Regions from separate parts of the Mus musculus genome. Here region 1 is linked to region 2. Evidence: chromatin loops called from intact Hi-C (ENCODE). Cell type or tissue: gastrocnemius. All regions are shown on one strand. Each heading gives the region's core, and the rest is flanking DNA. Links, peaks and the distances in the headings are about the cores only.

Evidence for each region. Peaks named below come from ENCODE experiments on the same cell type or tissue, not always from the same donor. Only the 100,000 strongest peaks of a DNase experiment are listed, where the experiment ranks them.
Region 1: a loop joins it to region 2, with 5 times the contacts of the local background. A loop is called at or near these places in 40 of 42 quality-filtered maps.

Annotation. Positions count from the first base shown.
Region 1 is chr15:80,059,620-80,071,236 of GRCm38, reverse strand. Gm41362 (a long non-coding RNA gene) reads left to right here and starts at 11,483. Exons shown (of 3, transcript XR_875493.1): 1 at 11,483-11,556. In gastrocnemius, for the core only: CTCF peaks have their summits at 4,476 (motif pointing right) and 5,579 (motif pointing right); a DNase peak (open chromatin) is centred at 5,587; H3K27ac peaks cover 778 bases.
Region 2 is chr15:79,942,062-79,950,061 of GRCm38, reverse strand. It overlaps a transcript of Cbx7 not described here. Among named protein-coding and RNA genes, the nearest start is that of Cbx7, 13 kb to the right of the region's middle. RefSeq lists an enhancer at 1-125. In gastrocnemius, for the core only: CTCF peaks have their summits at 2,209 (motif pointing right), 3,082 (motif pointing left) and 3,871 (motif pointing left); DNase peaks (open chromatin) are centred at 2,216, 3,064 and 3,853; H3K27ac peaks cover 4,725 bases.

The sequences.
Region 1 (11,617 bases), core at 2,206-10,205, 120 kb before region 2:
CTTAATTCCCACCTGCCCTGCCAGGGGCGCACCAGATCTGTTTCTGACTTTGTTTGTTTGTTTGTTTTACTAAGTTCTTTTCTATTAAAGAAAAAAAAAGATTTATTGTCCTTTTGTTTTGTTTTTTGCTTAACCTCTTTTTCTTTCTCTCTTTCTTTCTCTTTCTTTCTTTCTTTCTTTCTTTCTTTCTTTCTTTCTTTTTTTCTCCTTTTCCTCTTTCTCTTCCTCTTCCTCTTCCTCTCCTCCTCCTCCTCCTCCTCCTCCTCCTCCTTTTTTGGCCAAGGTTTCTCTATGTCACCCTGGCTGTCCTAGGGTGCTCTGTATACTAGGGTGGCCTTGAACTAGAGACTTGCCTGCCTCTGCCTCCCAAGTGCTGGGATTAAAGGCTGCAATTTTTTTCTTTTTTCATTTTATGAATGTTTTGCCTGTATGTATGTATGTATGTATGTATGTATGTATGTATATCTGTTCAGCATAGATGTTCTTGATTTCTGAAGAGACCAGAAGAAGGAACTGGGTCCCCTTGCACTGGAATTACAGATGGTTTTGAGCCTTCATGTGGGTGCTGGGAATTAACCCTGTGGAAGAGCAGCCAGTGAGCCATCTCTCCAGTTCCTCTCCCAGTTTTCACATTGTATAGTCAGGGATAGAGATAACTGGAGTCTTCCAGAGGCTGAGTCAGATTCTGAATTTAGCCAGAGACCCTGCCTTCCTGTCTGTCTTGGTTTTCCCTCTGCATCAGTCTAGGGTGAGGCAGGCAGGATAATAATGGTGGATTGTCAGAAACCAAGTAGCCTCAGGGGCCAGATGCCAGGGATTGTTTTCCATTCCTAGGAGGGTGGGCCTTTCCTGCCAGGAGAAAATTCCAGGGGAAAGATCCCGCCACCCCCGGTGACCACACACCCTCCGCCAACCCTTTGGCATCTGCTCTTCTCTCCTGTATCTCTCCTGGCCTCTCGAGTGAGGAGGAGAGGCCTCCAGCACCCTGGTTTTGCTCACAAATGCCCTGTCTCTTTCCTGTCCCATCCTGTTTGCAGGCCAGGCTCAAGGTACTGGCCTGATGTTCCCTACCAGCGCATGCCCTGTCTCGCTGCAGCACATTAGTCTGCATGGTGGGAAGCTCGGGGACTCCGGCCTGGAACACAGGGAATTAGGATTGGAAGGGTTTCAGCTTCTAAGGGCCTTGCATTCCAAATCCCAGTCCCCAGATTTCTGTTGTTCTAGATCTTTATGTTTTGTCTTGTTTGTTTGTTTTTCCAGACAGGGTTTCTCTGTGTAGCCCTGGCTGTTCTGGAACTGACTCTGTAGACCAGGCTGGCCTCGAACTCAGAAATCTGCCTGCCTCTGCCTCCCAAGTGCTGGGATTAAAGGTGTGTGCCACCACTGCCTGGCTTTGCTCTAATTCTTGTCTGAGCTTTTAGACTTGCTCGTAGCTGAAAGGTCAGGAAAGGAGCAAAGCAAGCTTCGGAGAATGTTTGAGTCTTGAAGTTCTCAGAGATAGAATGGGAAACAGTCCAGCAGTCAATGGTCCTTTCTGGGATAGTCTGGTTGAAAGGACTTGGTTCAGAGCACTGGTTGCTCTTCCATAGGACCCTGGTTCCATTCCTAGCACTCACATGGTTGCTCACATCTGTCTGTGACTCCAGGTCCAGGGGATCTGATGACTTCTGGATTCTGTAGGCACTGTATGCACACACTGCACAGACATACACACAGGCAAAACGCCTGTACACATAACATAGAAATAAAATAATTAAAAAATAATAATTTTTCAAAGGCATTGATGTTCTGGGGCGACACTGCAAGTGGGGGAGGAACAATGGTGGCAAGCCAGGCACACTAGTGCAGGCATTGGTGACAGCTTGGGTGCTGACAGCTGGGAAGGGGCTGTTGTCTGAACCAATCACACCTGGACCAGACCCAGGGGGAGTGACAAGGACAAGGGCGTGTCCCAGAGACCAGAAGGGAATCTTTCACAAGCTCAGACATGACTTCTCCCCGTTGGGACCTTTCTCCTCTTCCTCCTCCTCCCCTTCCTCCTCCTCCTCCTTCTCTTCCTTCCTTCCTTCCTTCCTTCCTTCCTTTCTTGCTTTCTTTTCTTTCTTTTTTTTAAAAGATTTTATTTATTTATTTTATACACAAGTGCTCTATCTGCATATATGTCTGCATGCCAGAAGATCCCATTACAGATGGTTGTGAGCCTCCATGTGATTGCTGGGAATTGAACTCAGGACCGCTGGAAGAGCAGTCAGTGTTCTTAACCACTGAGCCATCTCTCCAGCCCCTTCTTCTTTTTTTTTTTTTAAATTTACTTATTTATTTTATGTATATAAGTGCACAGTAAAGTACACTGTAGCCGTCATCAAACACCAGAAGAGGGCATCGGATCCTGTTACAGATGGCTGTGAGCCACCATGTGGTTGCCGGAATTTGAACTCAGAACCTTCAGAAGAGCAGCTGGTGCTCTTAACCACTGAGCCATCACTCCAGCCCCCCTTTCCTTTCCTTTCCTTTCCTTTCCTTTCCTTTCCTTTCCTTTCCTTTCCTCTCCTCTCCTCTCCTCTCCTCTCCTCTCCTCTCCTCTTCTTTTCTTTTCTTTTTTCTTTCCTTTCCTCTTCTTTCTTTCTTTCTCTCTTTCTTTCTCTCTTTCTTTTTCTTTTTCCTTTTTGAAATGTTATGTATGAGTGTTTTGCCTACATGTATGTATTGTACCATGTGCATGACTGGTGCTCAGGGAGGACTGAAGAAGGCACTGGATCCCTAGAACTGGGGTCACAGATGTTTGTGAGCCATGACGTGCATGCCAGGAACCGAACCTAGGTCCTCTTCACAACCAGCAAGTGATCTTAACTGGTCCACCTCCTGCCTCTCTCTCTCTCTCTTTCTTCCTTTCTTTCTTCCTTTCTTTCTTTCTTTCTTTCTTTCAAAATTTATTTTTATTATATGAGTGTTTGCCTGCCTGCATATATATATTCAGTTTGTACATGCCTGGTGCCTGAGGAGGCCAGACATAGGCATCAGATATCCTGGGACTGGAGTTACAGGCGGCTGTGGGTTACCATGTGGATGCTGGGAACTAAACCTGGGTCTGCTGAGAAAACAACTATTGCTCTTAACCCCAGAGCCATCTCCTGAGCCCCTTTCTCTCCTTTACATTTTTTTGTTTATTTTTGTTTCATTCTGAGATAGAATCTCACTATGTAGTCCTGACTGTCCTGAAACTTGAGGTGCAAACCAAGGCTGGCCTTGAACTTACAGAGATCCTTCCAAGTGCTGGCATTTAAAGGTTTGCACCACTATGCCTGTACCCTTCTTGCTACTGCATGAAGAATGACTGAACATTCTAGAGCCCTCTTGTAGACATCTCTGAATAAGTGGGGTCCCAGGCACAGACAGGGCTAGGGGTAGTTCTTGTCTCATTGAGGACCAGGGCACCCAGAACTTTCTCGGCTCAGCCAGAAGTTTTCCTATGGGCCTCATATTAATCAGCGCTTTGGGGGCTTGCCCTTTCCCTGGTTGCTGGTGTATGATTACAGACCGACACCCACATTTTGCCTGCCTCTTGCTGGGGTTGTAATTTCCTTCCTCTGCTGCATTCTGCACTTGCCTGTCTTCTTTACCCCCGTACAATGCCCCAAGTGTCCCCCTGCTTTGGGGGTGCTCCCATCACTCTTGGTCCCACGTGGCAGCTCTGCACAGGGCTGTGGGAGATGGAATTTGGAACAGTCCTGGCATATGCTTATTGTTGTATCCTGCCAGCCTGCCGGGGCGCCACCTCTGACTCCTGGCCAGGAATTCCTCTTAATTGCTCCCCACAAACCCTGGGGCAAGAGGTTGCTGTGAGAAGGGATAGGCAGAGGCTAGACGTGGGGCTGGAAGGAGGGAAGAGGGAAGCTATGTTCTGGAGATACTTGGCAGGTGGGTTGGGTCCCCTCTCCCTTCCCTCCTAGATCATCATTACAGGCCTTCCATGGGTACAAGTGACCACAGCTTGAGTCTTTTGTAACCTTCTATGGAAGCCATGATTTACCAATCCTATGCATTATTGAACATCTACATTCTGGGCCTGCACTGAATGCTGGGATATAGGTCCTGAGAGACAACAAGAAACCCTGTCCACAAAGGGTCACCACCCTCCACAGCGAGGACACCCTGGTGTTTGGGGGGGAGTGGTGCGGAAAGCACTTCATGGGAAGATACAGCAGTGGTTGTTGGGGTCTCCCAGAGAAGGTGCCTTGCCTAGGAAATGGATGATGAGAGTTAGGAAGCAGACACAGTGCCTGGACCAGTCCCAGAGAAGGCATAGATCAGGCAGAGACCTGAGGCTGGGAAGGTCAGGCTGGCAGGATTCATTGGTTAGGGTTTTTTGTTTTGTTTTGTTTGTTTTTTTTTTTTTTGTTTTTTGTTTGTATGTGCGTGTTTTTCCTGTGTGTTTGTCTGCGCCTCATGTGCATGGTGGTGCCAGTGGAGGCCAGAAGAGGGCGCTAGGTGCCCTAGAACTGGAGTTGCAGGTGCTTTGACACCATGATGTGGGTGGTAACCATTGAGCCATCTCTCCAGCTCCTCTTTTAAGTTTTGAAAGATTTAGGGGCTACTGGTGGAGGATAGGCTGAAGAAGGTTGGGAGGGGAATAGGGTGCAGATGACAAAGGATGGGCTTAGGAGGGACAGAGGTGGCTACTCTGGAGGTCTCTAGAGAGAACACTGCTATTAGCTTTGATGTAGCAGAGCTGGGCCGGCTAATGTCTGATCCCTGGTGGGAGGCGGGATCCCAGGTTAGTAGCATTTGCCACTTGCTGTGGGGTAAATACAGCCCTGTAGCTCACTGTGGTTTCCCACACCTGTAATCCCAGCACACAGGAAGTGGAGGCAAGAGGAACAGGAGCTCAAGGCCAGTTCTGGACTACATGAGACCCAGTGACCCCCCAGTTGGGGGGCGGGGGCGGTATCTAAAATAGGCCAAACATGGTGGCATACACCTTTAATCCCAGCACCTGGGAGATAGAGGCAGGAGGATCTCTGAGGCTAGCCTGGTCTACATAGCAAATAGAGCCAGCTAAGGCTACATAGTGTGACCTTGTCTTTAAAAAAAAAAAAAAAGCCTAAAATTAGCTGGGTGTGGTGGAAGTGTGTACCTTTATAGCAAGTTCCAGGCCATCCAGGGCTACACAGAGAAACCCTGTCTTGAAAAAACCAAATTCACCAAACAAAAACCAACCTGAAATTTGAAAACTGAATTGTAATCATGCTCACCAGTGACAGAACACAGGGAGATGTGAGGGTCTGAAACGATATTATTTTATTTTATTAAAGCTTTCTGGAGCTGGGCATGGTGGCAACGCCTTTAATCCCAGCACTCGGGAGGCAGAGGCGGATTTCTGAGCTGGAGGCCAGCCTGGTCTACAAAGTGAGAGTTCCAGGACAGCCAGGGCTACACAGAGAAACCCTGTCTCAAAAAACAAACAAACAAAAACACCCAACAACAACAAAGATTTTTGTTGTTGGTTTTGGTATTTTATACGGTTGGGTGTTTTATCTGTATATAGGTGTACTGCATGCATGCAGTGATCAAGAAGGCCAGAAGGGGGCGTCCGACCCTCAGGAACTGGCGTTATAGCCGGTTGTCTGCTACTATTTGAATGCAAGAATTAAACCTGAGTCCTCCAGAAGAGCATTGGTGCTGGAAACTCCTGAACCATTTCTCCAGCGCCCCCTCGCCCCGCCCCTCGCGCCCCTCCCCCGGACTGCATGTTAAAGATGGAGAGGCACTTCCAGGCTCCACCAGAGTTCCCTGAGTGCAAGGAGAAAGTAGAGAGCCGTCCGTCCCAGGGTGCTGGCCTGGACGGCAGAACACCTTCCTGGGAGACTGGCTTCTTACCTTGGGCCTGCTTCTGATTTGCTGTGCAACCAAGAACACCTTCCCCACCCCGAGGGCCTCTAGTTCTCAAGGCCCACGGCCCCGCTTAGCCCCCAGTTGGGGTTGCTGATGGGGCTTGCTTTTCTTTTCTTTTTTACTACTGCTGTGTTTGTAGACACCCAGTTGGCTTTGCCTCAGCTTGCTCAGTCCTCCAGCTGTGCTAATGATGTCACCGCCGGAAAGACAGTGACTTCAGGTGGGGTTTACCTTGCTTCAGGCTCCTCTGGCTCTGTGCCAGGAACACTTCTTCCTGAGAGCCTTCAGGGGCTAGTCTCCTTTCTGGCCACCTCTCAGTAGGTTGTTTGGGTGTGGGGTTTCATGTTCTGGGGACAGACAGACCTTTCCATGCAGATCTGGAGCACCCAGAGGTCAGGGTAGGGCAGGAGTCTCCAGGGCAGACAGGGACTCTGTCCTCACACCTGGCCAGCTGTGTGACCTTGTACAAGTCGCTTTCACTCTCTGGTCCATCCAAAGAGAGGTCCTGGTGAGGAGAGCCAGGACGCCCCAGCCAGAGCACGTGGCTCTGCAGCTTGAAGCAATGAAAAATAGTTCCATCAATATTGTGGATACTGGGGGCTGAAGACATGGCTCAGTGGTTAAGAGCACTGGCTGCTTGCTCTTCCAGAGGTCCTGAGTTAAATTCCCAGCAACCACATGGTGGCTCACAACCATCTGTAATGGGATCTGATGCCCTCTTCTGGTGTGTCTGAAGATAGCTACAGTGTATTCATATAAATGAAATAAATACATCTTAAAAAAAAAATCTTGTGGCTAACCCTAGGATGTCTGGACTTTGGTGGCTCCAGGTGCCAGCCATGCTCAGGTGCTACACAGCTGTTGTCTCTAAGGCAGTCCTGGGCCCACCTGCCTCCCACCACCCTCAGAAGCTGCTCTCCGCACAAGTAACTGTGGCTTCCTTTTCTTCTTTGTTTTTCCTTCCTTCCTTCTTCCCACCCTGCCGCCGCTCCCTCTGTTTCTCTTTGTGTTTCCCTCTTTGCCTCTCTCTGTCTATCTCTCTCTCTGTCTCTTTGTCCCCCCCCCCACTCCTTTTCTTTTCTTTTCTCTCTTTCCAGACAGGGTTTCTCTGTATATCCCTGGCTGTACCTAAACTTGCCCTGTAGATCAAGCTGGCCTCAAGTTCACAGAGATTCACCTGCCTCTTTCCCAAGTGCTGTAACCAAAGGCTGTGCCTGTTCAGGACCGTAGCTACCCAATGGCTGATATTGCTCTTTACCGACTGCTTAAGCTAAACCACCTGGTCTGTAGTGCACAGAACGTGACATCTCACCCAGTGCAGAGAGCCAGTGGGGATGGAACAGTGTCTATTCCCTGGTGGCCTCTCACATGGGCCCATTTCTGTGAAGGTCAAAAGAAATTGGGGCTCCTGGTGAGAGAGCCGGAGTGGATGCTCATGGAGCAGGGGTAGCTACGATCCGATCCATCCTGGTGCTGTCTCAGGGGGAAGAAGCAACAGGGACCAGGCAGGTAGAGTTAAAAATCCAATCACCAGTCTTGATTCTTCTTGTCCCTCCCTACGTCACCCAGCAAAAAATCAAAAATCCTATCCTATCTAGGGTGAGCAGAAACCAGGGCATCAACCTGCCATAGGTGAGAGTGGAGAGGACTGAGCACAGGACACACGGGATGGGGACAGGAGCGCTGGGTGCTGGAGATACCAGTGCTGGGTGCTATGTGCTCCTGGGAGCTGCATCTGCATTGGATGCTGGAAGGGACTGCTTGTTGGGAAGCTGCTAAGTGCAAAGTTGCTCTTCTCCAAGGTAGTCTGATCTGATACTAAGACTGCATAAAGGAAGAGAGAAGAGTTGAGGCTCTCTGCTGGAAGGGTAACCCGGGAGGCAGGAGTAAATACGAAGACTCTCAAACACTCGAAGGAGTGGCTGTGTCATGATGAGCCCTAATTAGCCATGAAGGCTGAGTGAGCCTAGAGGGGGAGGGGGCTTGACGGCTTGTACTGAGGGCCTTTGCCACCTGTGGAGCATTTATCCTCTGACACCATCTCTCCAGTCCCTTAGGGCAGGTCAATACTGCATGCGTGCGTCTTCCCAGGTGTTACAGATCCTAAATGGAGCTGTATCTGCATCCTGGCCAGACTTGGCATCTGTTTCATGGGTGGATAACTAGGCATGCCTGTCCTGGCCAGCTTGACAAACCTGCCCCGCCTTCCAGCTAGGCTCCCTTGGATCCACTTTCTCCCCTGACTGTTCTGAGAGCCTCCCACCCTCTACACTGAGCTGTTCCCCACAGGAGGTGGAAAGAGCGTGGGCTGGGGATTCACGCTGTTGACCTGGGCTAGATCTCAGCTGCTTCCTTTCTGGGTGGCCTTGGCAAGGGCTCCCCTTCCTGAGTCACACTCCTGGTCTGTAAAACAGAGGTATGCACACGTGGGCTGGGCTGCAGGGTCGCCAGTGGCCAATGAGGCAGAGGTACAGGAGATCCAGGCCTGAGCTGACAGGCAGTGGTACCCAGCCAGGTGGAAGGTGGGAGAAGGTCTGAACTGAGGGGGTCTAGGGTTTCCGGCAGTCCGTGTGGCCTGCTGCAGACCACTTTCCTTCTCTGACCTTTCCTTGGTTCCCAAGAAATGGCATCACTACTCTTTGGGGTCAGAAACCAAAAGATGGATGTTTGGACTTGTGGGGCCCCACCTGGGAATGGGAGGATGTGGGGAGGTGTTGGAGGCCGGAGGCAGCGGCAGCTCAAAGTGTCTGGGGCAGACAATGGGCACTGTGTGCGGGGCACGGGTGGGGCGCTAGGGGGGGCAGAGTGACACTCTGGCAGGAATGTGCCAGGCCTGTCTGGGAATGTCAGCGCATGACTCCCCCTTGCTGGCTCCCTCATCTGGCAGCCCAGGCCCTCAGAACACTGTGGGTCAGAGATCAGAGCCCGGAACAGGGGAAGAGAAGTTGAGGATGGGGGGGGGGGCGTGGCAAGCCTTCACAGGCGCCCCCCCACCCCACCCCAAACCTAAGCTTTCCCTTTGGGTCTGGGAGGAATAATGGAGAGGGACATTGGATTTGGTGCACCGCTGCCTGGGCGTGGCACTTTAGTGATGTTCTAGCCTCCCTCTGAGGCTCAGTTTGCCCACCTGTTCAGATGATCTCTGACCACTCTAGGGTCCTTCAGGAGCTGAACCACCACATCCTCAGTAGGTTCTCCCTCCTCCCTATGGAGTGGTAATTTTGCCTGCCACCATCACCGCTCACTGTTTGTTCTAAGGATCGAGAACAATTTGCCTGAAGGCATTTTCCTCTTTCTTTCCAGAGGCCTGCTGCCGGCTCCTCTCCCACAGGCCCCCACAGGGTTCTGAGAGAAAGGTTCCCACTGGCAGGTGGGTGGGCGGGGAGCATCTTCCTGCTTGCCCCCCCTTTGCTTCCTTGCCTGCCACACTGGAGCGCTCTCTGGTCGCTGTCCTCCCTTCTCTGGCTTTGGACCCCTCAGTCCCAGACTAAGCTTTCTTCCCCCAGAGCCTTGCTGTTTTCCATACCCGGACTTGGTGTCTGCACTTTCTGGCTCTTCCCCAACCACCACATACAGAAGGGGAAACTGAGGCCCAGGGATGCGTGTGGACCCCAGGTCCCACAGCTGGAGATGTTTAGGATTTGAGCCCTTGTCTTTGGTACTTCTGTGCCTGGACCTTGATCTGGTTGTCACAGTCAGGAAAGCTTAGACAACTCAGGTAGATGACCTAGCAGGTGACCCCCGCCAGGCCCAAGTGCTTAGCCAGGGCCTCCATCTGTTGTTTAAGACATTTTCTTTGCTTCTCTCTTCATGGCAGCTGGGGTGAAGGAGTTGGGTAATCTGAACCTGTTTGCCTAAAGCTACTTTGGAGGGCCAGGGAGTTCAGCCAGGGCCTGAAGCCTCCGGGACAGTCCCCATCTACCTACGCGTCTCTCTTACTGTCAAGGGAGCAGACACTAGCCTTTCCGGGATTCCCCAGCCAGTCCAGAGATTGTCTCATGAGCCCCCAAGGTGGCCCAGGGCTACTGGATGATGTCATGGGTCTTTCCCACACCTGACTCACTGTGGCTCACAGACTAACCCTGTGCTACTTCTGGAGGAGTGGTTGTCCAGACTGCTGGGAGGGGTGTGTGTGTGTGTGTGTGTGTGGTGTGTGTGTGTGTGTGTGTGTGTGTGTGTGTGTGTGAGAGAGAGAGAGAGAGAGAGAGAGAGAGAGAGAGAGAGAGAGGTGGGGGGGCAGTGCTGGGCAGGTCTGGGCTCTGCTGAATAATGAACATGGGAAACAGAAGAAAGCTGGAGGTGCCTTGGCTGGTGTAGTCTAGGGAATTCTTGCCCCTCTCTGGGTCTCAGGTCATCTGTGGTTCCCCAACTATGGCTGTGGCTGCACCCAAGCCAAGGAAAGAGGACAACCCTGTCCGTCTCCTCCTGGCCCCACCCCCTGACAAATAAGGACTGGCCTAGGTGAGGAAGTTAACTCAGTGTTTGGACCTGGGGAAAGGGTCATTTTGTCTTCTCTAAGGCTTAGAACTGAACTTGACGGCTAATCTCAGAAGAGAGGGGGTTGCCAGAACCTGGGGGCTTGGGGATCGCCATTGAGAACCCAAGTATCAGGTTCCAGACGCCCCCTCGGCAGATGCTGTCTCCAGTCTTCCTCTCTAATTCTCAAAGTCTTGGGGCTGGAGAGAGGGCTTAGAAGTTAAGAGGCCTGGCTGGTTTTCCAGAGGGCTCTGTTGGGTTCACAGTACCCATAGAGTCTAACAACCATCTGTAACTTCAGTTCCAGGGAGTCTCACACCCTCTTCAGGCCTCCAAGGGTGTTGCACCCACATGGCAAAGAGAAATACAGCCAGGCAACTCACACACACTGTGGGCAGTGGTGGCGCACGCCTTTAATCCCAGCGCTCAGGAAGCAGAGGCAGGCAGATCTCTGAGTCTGAAGCCAGTCTGATCTACAGAATGAATTATAGACTATCCAGGGCTACACAGAGAAATCCTGTCTAAAAACCAAAACCAAAACCAACCAACCAAACAAACAAAAAAAAACCCAAAACAAAACAAAAACTAAAAAAAAAAAAAAAAAACCAAAAACCCAATGTAAATAAATAAATAAATAATAAAAAATTAAATATAATAACTCTTTAAACAAACAAACATATTCTCAAAGCTTCCCATTTTTTCACTTTGTATATATAGACACTGAGGTTCAAAGGGAAGGAGAGAGTCACTGAAGGTCACACAACTCTCTTATGGGAGGTCTGATGCAAGGCCAGAGTTCTCGTTCTCAGTAGGATTTTCTGCACTGGTTCAGACCTCCCTCTCTTTGGAACCCATCCCACCCCCACCTCCCACCCTGTTCCTTAGAAAGCAGCAGGGGTTTGGGGAGAAGCAGGGGGTAGAGAGGTAAAGCCAGTCTCTCGCACTGCCCCCTCCTCTGCCATGGTGTCCAGGAGCAGCCAGCAAAGGGGTAACTGCCGCACACCCCTCCGGGTCCCCGTCAACACGCTGGTTAAGCCTTCCACTGCTCTGTCTTTGTAAATCTTTAAACAGCTTGATGATTAATTAGTTACTCTGAGACAGGGGTCACTTGAGAGCACCTGGTGCCTGAGGCCCAGCGTACCCTCTCCTCTGAAGTACCCCAGACTTCAACAAGTCCCCAACCACAAGGTGAGTAAGAGATATGCAGACATGTCCGGCCAGATGCACAGACAGATATACAGACATGGCC
Region 2 (8,000 bases), core at 1-8,000:
GCATAAATTGACTTCCCTGGAGGCCGGAGTCGGTTCAGCGTAAACTAACTAGCATCAGAGACGGGTAAAAGGGCGTCATCGGGGGCCAGGCGCCCAGTTGTTGGAGCTGGAAAGACTTGGTGGGGCCTTATAGAGGCATGCTCACACCTGTCTTCCTCCCTGTCTCCCATGACTCTCTCTGATGGTAGGATCTCCCCTAGCTCTGTGATGTGGCCTGGAGGACAGCCTGCAATTCCGAGGAACCATGGGAAGCCTAGGAAATGGAGTAGGCCCTGGGCAAGCAAGGCTGCCATTAGCAAATCCACTCAATGCCCCTCTTAGGAACTGAGGGGTGTGAATGACCTTGGAACGATAGCCAAGCTAGACTCTGGACACATGATATTCAAGGCGCCCCCTGAGATGAGGCACCAGCAGGCACCTGAGGTGGGTCCAACGTCCCTGCCAATGATCAGCAACGGGAGGCTGTTCAGAGCCAGGCTGGAGAGTGGCAGGCATGCTTAGACAAGAGGCACTGCAGAAAAGAGACCAAAAGTAACACACAGGCATTTTGTTTGGGCAACAAAAGTGTATTTGTTCGACTCGTGTACAACATGAGCTCAGGCGCTGGAAAGGAAACCCTGGTTGTCCTGGGAGAGACCCGGACCCACAGGATTGCAGTGGAGACTAAATTAAAGGAGAAACGACCCAGGGAAGAGCTAGAGGAAGGGCCTGAGAGGCACTGGTAAAGAGTGGGACCTGAATGCCCAGATACCAGGGAGTCCTTGGTGGCTTCTCTCTCTCTCTCTCTCTCTCTCACTCTCTCTCTCTCTCTCTCTCTCTCTCTCTCTCTCTCTTCCTCTTTTCCTACGGGGTCTCACAATGTTACTGGCTAGCCTGGAATTATCTATGTAGACCATGCTGGCCTTGAACTCACAGAGATCCACTTGCTTCTCCTTCCTGAGTGCTGGGATGGCAGGCGTGTGCCTGGCTCACAGGTGGCTTTTGAGCAGGTGGTGATGTGTGTAAATGGGTCGGGTTGTTTTTCGGTGATCCCTCTGGACACATCAGGGTAGAGGAAAGAATAGGAGGACAGGGAGTCTGCTGACTTCTTTTCTTTTAATTAAAAATAAAAAATAAATAGCCAGGAGTGGTAGTAAGTCTTTAACCCCAGCACTTGGGAGGCAGAGGCAGGCAGATCTCTAAAGTTTGAGGCTAGCCTGGTCTACAGAGTGAGTTCCAGGACAGCCAGGGCTACATAGTAAGGCCCTGTCAGGAAACAAACCAAACCAAAACAACAATAAGTACATATACATGTATATATACAGATTTTTAAAAGGCATACATTAGAGTGCTCAGTCACCTTCACTGGATAGCCACCTCATACTGTTTGCTCGCTTGTTTTGTGCATATTGGTGTGCAGATTCTCACTACAATCCCTTTGCAAGTGAAAAACAAAGCTCAGAGAGGTTGAAGAATTTGTAGGAGGCAGCACAGCATAGAATGATAGAACTAGATTTGAACCATCTCACAACACAGAGCTGGCTCGGTGCTAAACCCTTGGTACACACAGGTGAGATCGAGGAATGACCTAGCCATCCAGGTGGAAGAGAGAGGTAGAGGGAGAAGGTGGCCCAGCAGCCCAGGAGGAAGAGGCCAAGGCTGAAACAGAAAAGAAGGTTTCTAAGCAACCACAGGATGCCCCTCAGGGCAGGCAGCAGAGGCCAGGGTTCAGTGTATGGGTGGAGGGCGGGGGTGGGAGTGGTAAGGAGGTGGCAGCAGCATCAGAGATGAATTTTTATAACCCAGACCTAGACCCTGGGTCTCGAATGGAATCTTTTCAGTGGGTTTACTGAGAGGAATGGCCTCCCACCTTGTCCTCTGGTCCCGCCCCAGCTTGTCCTAGGGACAATTACAAGTAAGAATCTGACATCCCATACCTGTCGGTCAGGTTCCCTAAAGGATCGGAATAGAGTGGACAGATAGAAGGACAATTAAGATGGTTTACACACTACGGTCAGCTGTGTGGCCCCAAAATGGCTGTCTACCAGTGGAAAGTTCAAGAATGTGCCGGCAGCTGATCAATCCTGGAAGCTGGTGTCTCAGCTGGACTTCAGTGTATGCTGGAAGCCTGAAGGAGGCAGCTCTAATGTCAGCGAAAGAACAGACCTGCCAGCGAGAGTGAGGGCAAGCAGGCACAGAGAGCAAGCTTCAGTCTTTGCTCATATTTATATAGGTTGCCAGCAGAGGGCGTGGCCCAGATCTTCTGACCTCAAAAGATCCAGAATGAGGGGCTGGAGAGATGGCTCAGCCATTAAGAGCACCGGCTGCTCTTCCAGAGGTCCTGAGTTCAATTCCCAGCAACCACATAGTGGCTTGTGTGTCTGAAGACAGCTACAGTGTACTCATATAAATGTTTTTTTAAAAAATCCAAAATAAGCCAAATAATCCCAGCACTCGGGAGGCAGAGGCAGGCGGATTTCTGAGTTCAAGGTCTACAAAGTGAGTTCCAGGACAGCAAGGGCTATACAGAGAAACCCTGTCTCGAAAAACAAAAACAAACAAACAAAAATTCCTCACAGCCCTTGGGGTTTAGTTCATTCTAGATGTAGTCAAACTGACAAGCAAGAGGCCATCACACATATCCCAGCCCCTCATGGGCTGTGAGCAGGTTTATAGAGAAGGCTAGGATGGCTTTGGAGCAGGAAAGGGAAGGCAGACGGCTGTGTGAGGAGGGCCACAAGGCTCCTGGGATGGTTAGGGACAGAAAGAAACATCACAGGGCTGGCGACATGGTTCTGTGACAGGTAGAGACACTCATTCACCTTCCGGCCTGACTGAGTTCAATCCCAAAGACCCAAATAACAGAAGGGGAAAACTGACCTGTGAATGTGGTTGTCTTACTTTCACACGTGTGTAGTTGTGCCCACCCCACGTTAAAAAGGGGGGGGTGCTAGAGAGATGGCTCAGCTGTTAAAGGAGAGGCTCGCAGCCAAAAGAACAACTGGCTGCTCTTACAGAGCAGTTTTGGTTCCCAGTACACACATGGGGGCACACAGATGTTTCTAACTCCAGTTTTAGGGGATCCGATGCCCTCTTCTGGCAGTCTTTGAGCACTGCACCTTCTTGCTGAACATGCGCGGGCACGCGCTCTCTCGCCTCTGCACCACCCAGGGATAAATGATTCCCCTCTCTGGGACTGAGTTCCTTCATCTGTGTGGTGAGATGACTATAACTCTGGTACTTCACAGTGTCCCATCTTTCAGGGCTAGCAGTGCAGGGAGGCAGAAGAAGGCAGATCTCTGTGTTTTCAGGGCCAGCCTGGTCTACAGAGTGAGTTCAAAGACAGCCAATGCTCCACAGAGAAGTCCTGTCTCGAAATAAAACTTAAAAAGCGGAGGAGGAGGAAAGAGAAAGACACTTAGTCTCTGGACCTCAAGTCACCTGCAAAAAGAGACTGTCAATAGGCTATCTCTCCTGGGGAGCCAGAGAGCTCAAAGTGCATGGGCTAAGCTCTGCAGCCTCTCCGTGCCTCAGCTCTCTCGCCTGTGAAATAGGACTAAGAGCAGTTCCTACATAAACCTGCCTTTAGCAAGTGCTGAGGGCATAGTGGGGAGGGGGTGAATCCAGTTCTGCTGTTTTCTTCCGACATTGCTTTATTCACGGCCTCTCTCCCTTGGGGAAGAGCTGACCTGCAGCTTGGAAGGTGTAGAGTCCACTAGTGACTGACAGGAAAACACCTAGAGGGCCAGAGGAGACAGGGAGGACCCACCCACCTTCTGTGTTACCGCTGCATTCTGGCAAGTTCTGGTGATTTCCAGCTCCAGCCTTATCCAGCTGTGGAGCCTGTAGGTCTGCCAGAACTTGGGAACTTAGCGCCACCTGGTGGTCAGTGTGAGTTGTGCTGCCCAGGGAGGCACTGTGGGCATCTGCCTTGTTCCCAGGACCTTGCTTTTTACTGAAGATATTTACTGTGGTTTTCCAACCGGGAGTGGGGGTAGGGAGTCTGGCCCTCACCTCTGAAAACAGTGTAGTTCCCCATATGCCCTCTTCCCCCTACGCCTTCTTGAAGACCAGCCTCAGGCTGAACACCAGGGTGGAGGGTACTGGCTGGTTTTGTGTCAACTTGACACAGGTTGGAGTTATCACAGAGAAATGAGTTTCAGGTGAGAAAATGCCTCCATGAGATCCAGCTATAAGGCATTTTCTCAATTAGTGATCAAGGGGGGAGGGCCCCTTGTGGGCTGGTAGTCTCCGGTTCTATAAGAAAGCAAGCTAAGAAGCCGGACAGGGGGGCTGATGAGATGGCTCAGCGGGTAAGAGCATCCGACTGCTCTTCCGAAGGTCCTGAGTTCAAATCACAGCAACCACATGGTGGCTCACAGTCACCCGTAATGAGATCTGACTCCCTCTTCTGGGGTGTATGAAGACAGCTACAGTGTACTTACATAGAATAAATAAATAAATCTTAAAAAAAAAAAAAAAAAAGAAGCCGGACAGGGTGGCACAGGCCTTTAATCCCAGCACTTGGGAGGCAGAGGCAGGGGGATCTCTGAGTTCAAGGCCAGCCTGGTCCACAAAGTGAGTTCCAGGACAGAGTTCCAGGACAGCCAGGGCTATACAGAGAAACCCTGTCTCGAAAAAAAACGAAAACAAACAAACAATAAGCAAGCCAGTAAGTAACATTCCTCTATGGTGGTCAACAGCAGTGAGGAAGTGTAAGCCGAATAAACCCGTTCCTCCCCAACTTGCTTCTTGGTCATGGTGTTTGTGCAGGAATAGAAACCCTGACTGAGACAGGGCTGCGTGGAGGTGGCAGGGACTGGAGGGCAATGTGCTGGGGACTGTGAGTGCAGAGGGTGGTGGCAGCAGCTACAGGGTCAAGGAGAAGGAAATGCCAGTTGGGGCGGGACACCTCTTGGGCATCAGGCCTGTCTGGTTCAGTTGCCAGGGCCAGATACCTGAGAAAGGTTAGAGAGAGAGGAAGAGGTCAGGAACGGGAGGAGGAGAGGGGCCAAGGCTGGGAAAAGGAGGGCGCTCCCTTAGGCTGGGCGCTCTTCTCTGTCTGAAAAGGTTGGGGATTCCAGGTGGCTCCACCAGGGAACAGTGGCAGTGATGTAAATGGTTTTAGGGTAGAGGCTGCTGCTGCTGCTGCTGCTGCTGCTCTGTTCCGTGATGTACACAGGTGCCTCTCACCAACAAATGTACACAGGGTCTCCGGGGCCCAACTCTGAGCTCTGCCACAGAAAGGGAGGGGCCCAAGACATGTACAGGGTGGTGATACTAGTTACAGAAGGGGCAGGGCCAGAGGCCCAGGAAGCTGAGTTTGTGACAGTCCAGGCAGAAGAGAAGGGGACTTAGGGGCTGAGGGGTGGGGACGCAGGATGGGATCCAGTGTAAGATGAAAACACAGAGCCCCTCAGCAGCTGGTGTGGATGTTTTGGCATCAGAGCGGGGAATCATCAGCTGTCTGTCGGACCCATGTAGGTGCAGCCTGCACGAGGGCACTGGCCACACACCAGGAAGCTGGCCCTGGGGGCTGGAGAGACAGGCAGGGAGGCAGGAGAACCCTCTCTGATACCCTCAGACCCAGCATCCGACTTGAGCTCCTTCCCTCCCTCCACCTGGTCACCTCCCTCCATTCTGCTGTGGGGCTGCAGTACAGGCCCTGCTTTCCTCTGTCCTCTGTGATCCTAGGAGACTCCAGCTAGGCGGCTCCGCACAACTACCCAAAGGCAGTCAGGTACCCAGGGTCTCTCCCCCCACCGCTTTCTTTGCTTATAGGTTATATCCTTTTTTGGGGGAGAGTTTACTTTGGGGTCAAATTTCTACATGCATTAATCTGTACTTTTACATTATTGCCATAGATATACAATTTCTAAATACACAGGTATAATATGGTTTTGCAAGGGCTCATTGAGGAACGTAAACCCTGGCCTACCCCTTTCTGCCCTTCTGAATCCCCCACTGCACCCCTACTCTTTGCCAGGGCCAATGTGCCAGTCACCTGGCGCCCATTGTGTGACTCTCTGAGTGAAAACTGCAGACCCATGGGCCCCCTTCACGATGGTTCACTGCCAAGAGGAAAAGAGGACAAGGCTCCCTTTTGCCCTGATGCCTTGCCCTCTCTTCTCCCAGGACAGTGATATACCTGTGGTCAGAACAGTATTCGGGCTTCTAGCAATGAGATCATTTGAGTGTTCTGTGCAGCTGTGGGCTGGGATGTGCTGATATACTGAATGAGTGTTCAGCTTCTCCAAGAGGTGCTTTTGTTTGTTAGTATGGTGGTTTGGATGAGAATGGCCCCCCAGGGGCTCATACATTTGAATACTTGGTCCCCAGTTGGTGGAACAATTGGAGAAGGATTAGGAGGTGTGGCCTTGTCAGAGGAGGTGTGTCACGCGGGTGGGCTTTGCTGTTTCATAAAACACATGCAGTTACCAGTGTGGTCTCTGCCTCCTGCTTGTGGATCAAGACATGGGGCTCTCAGCTGCTGTTCCTGCAACCCACTACCATGCTTTCCCGCCATAGAATTTAACCCTCTGGGACCCTAAGCCGAATTCAACAAGTTCTCTTATAAGTTGCCTTGGTCATGGTGTCATATCCCAGCAATAGGAAAGTAACTTTCCAATTAGGTCAAGTCCCTGGGGCCATTCAAGGACTCAGCACCTTGTTTGATTCCCTAGAGCTCACATGAGAAAGCGGGCATGGTGGTGTACGCGGTAATGCCAGCACTGGGGAGATGGGAACTGGCTAATGTCTGTGGCTCACTGGCCCGCCCAGCCTAGCCTACTTGGTGAGCTCCAGGCCAGTGAGAGACCCTGTGACAACATAAGTTGGACACCCAAACTGCAACGGAGTTGTTCTTCACATACATATATGCATCCCTGCTGGTATAAACAACACATGCTCACACGCACATGCACACACACTTTTTAGGTGCAATGTATATAAAAAAAAATCTGTAAAACATTCAGAGACTAGCATTATGCCATCTATGTGACGAAGCTTTTTGCAAAGGGTAGTCAGTCAGGCTTCTGAGGACCCACTGGAGCCCAAGCCAGTGACAGCTACTCTCTGGGTTCGGCAGGTAAGGAGATACTGAAAAGTTAGCAAGGGCCAAGGCTAAAGGGTCTCTTTGCTTGTACAGTTGTTTCTTCAAACGATAAATGTTGGGTTAGTGTTTCTCAGCCCCCAAAGTCAATGGTCATTTCTCACAAGCCATCCATCTTCATCCTGGAGCACTACCTGCTGAGCTGCATTGTCCTTCTCCCGGCAGGCTTGGCGAGGCTGCCTCATGTTGCTTAGCCCAACCCAGAACCGCCGAGGCCCCCTGCTCCTTGCCTGCCTTCCCAGCTGGCTCTGTCTGGTGGGATCTGGATTGGTGCTATGCCTGGCCTGGATTGTCTCTTCCCCCCTCAGCCATACCTGGTTTTGGTGTTTCAAGACAGGGTTTCTCAGTGAAGCCTTGGGCTGTCCTGAAACTCGGCTCTGTGGACCAGGTTGACCATGAGGTCAGAGATCTGCCTGCCTCTGCCTCCTGAGTGCTGGGGTTAAAGGCACACGCCACCACTAGCCTAGCTCTGATTTAAAACCATTTCAATTGTATTTTTGCATTATGATACATCCACAGTCATTCTACGGCCCACACAGCTAGCCACTGTGTGATGGCAGCTTCCTGGCTAAGCTCATGCACCCCCTGCCCTCGCTATTTGCATGGTTTTACCATCACTAGTTAGTTCTGGGTTTGTTGGTTCCTTTGTGGTTTTGTGATAGATCTTAGGAATCCCAAGTTGGCCTTGAGCTTTCCATCTTCCTGCCTCTACTTTCTGAGGACAGAGGCTAGGGTTAGTAAGCCACTGCGCCCAGCACCTCCAGACGGCTTTGTGCGTGCTGAGTAAGTGCATCATTCGCGTGGTTTTGGAGGTGGAGAGGCAGCTCAGTGCCTTTGTCCGTTCAGTATTTTAAAAGATTTGTTTGGCTTCTTGCATGCCCCTTGTAGTTCATTCGGTTTCAAGTCTGTG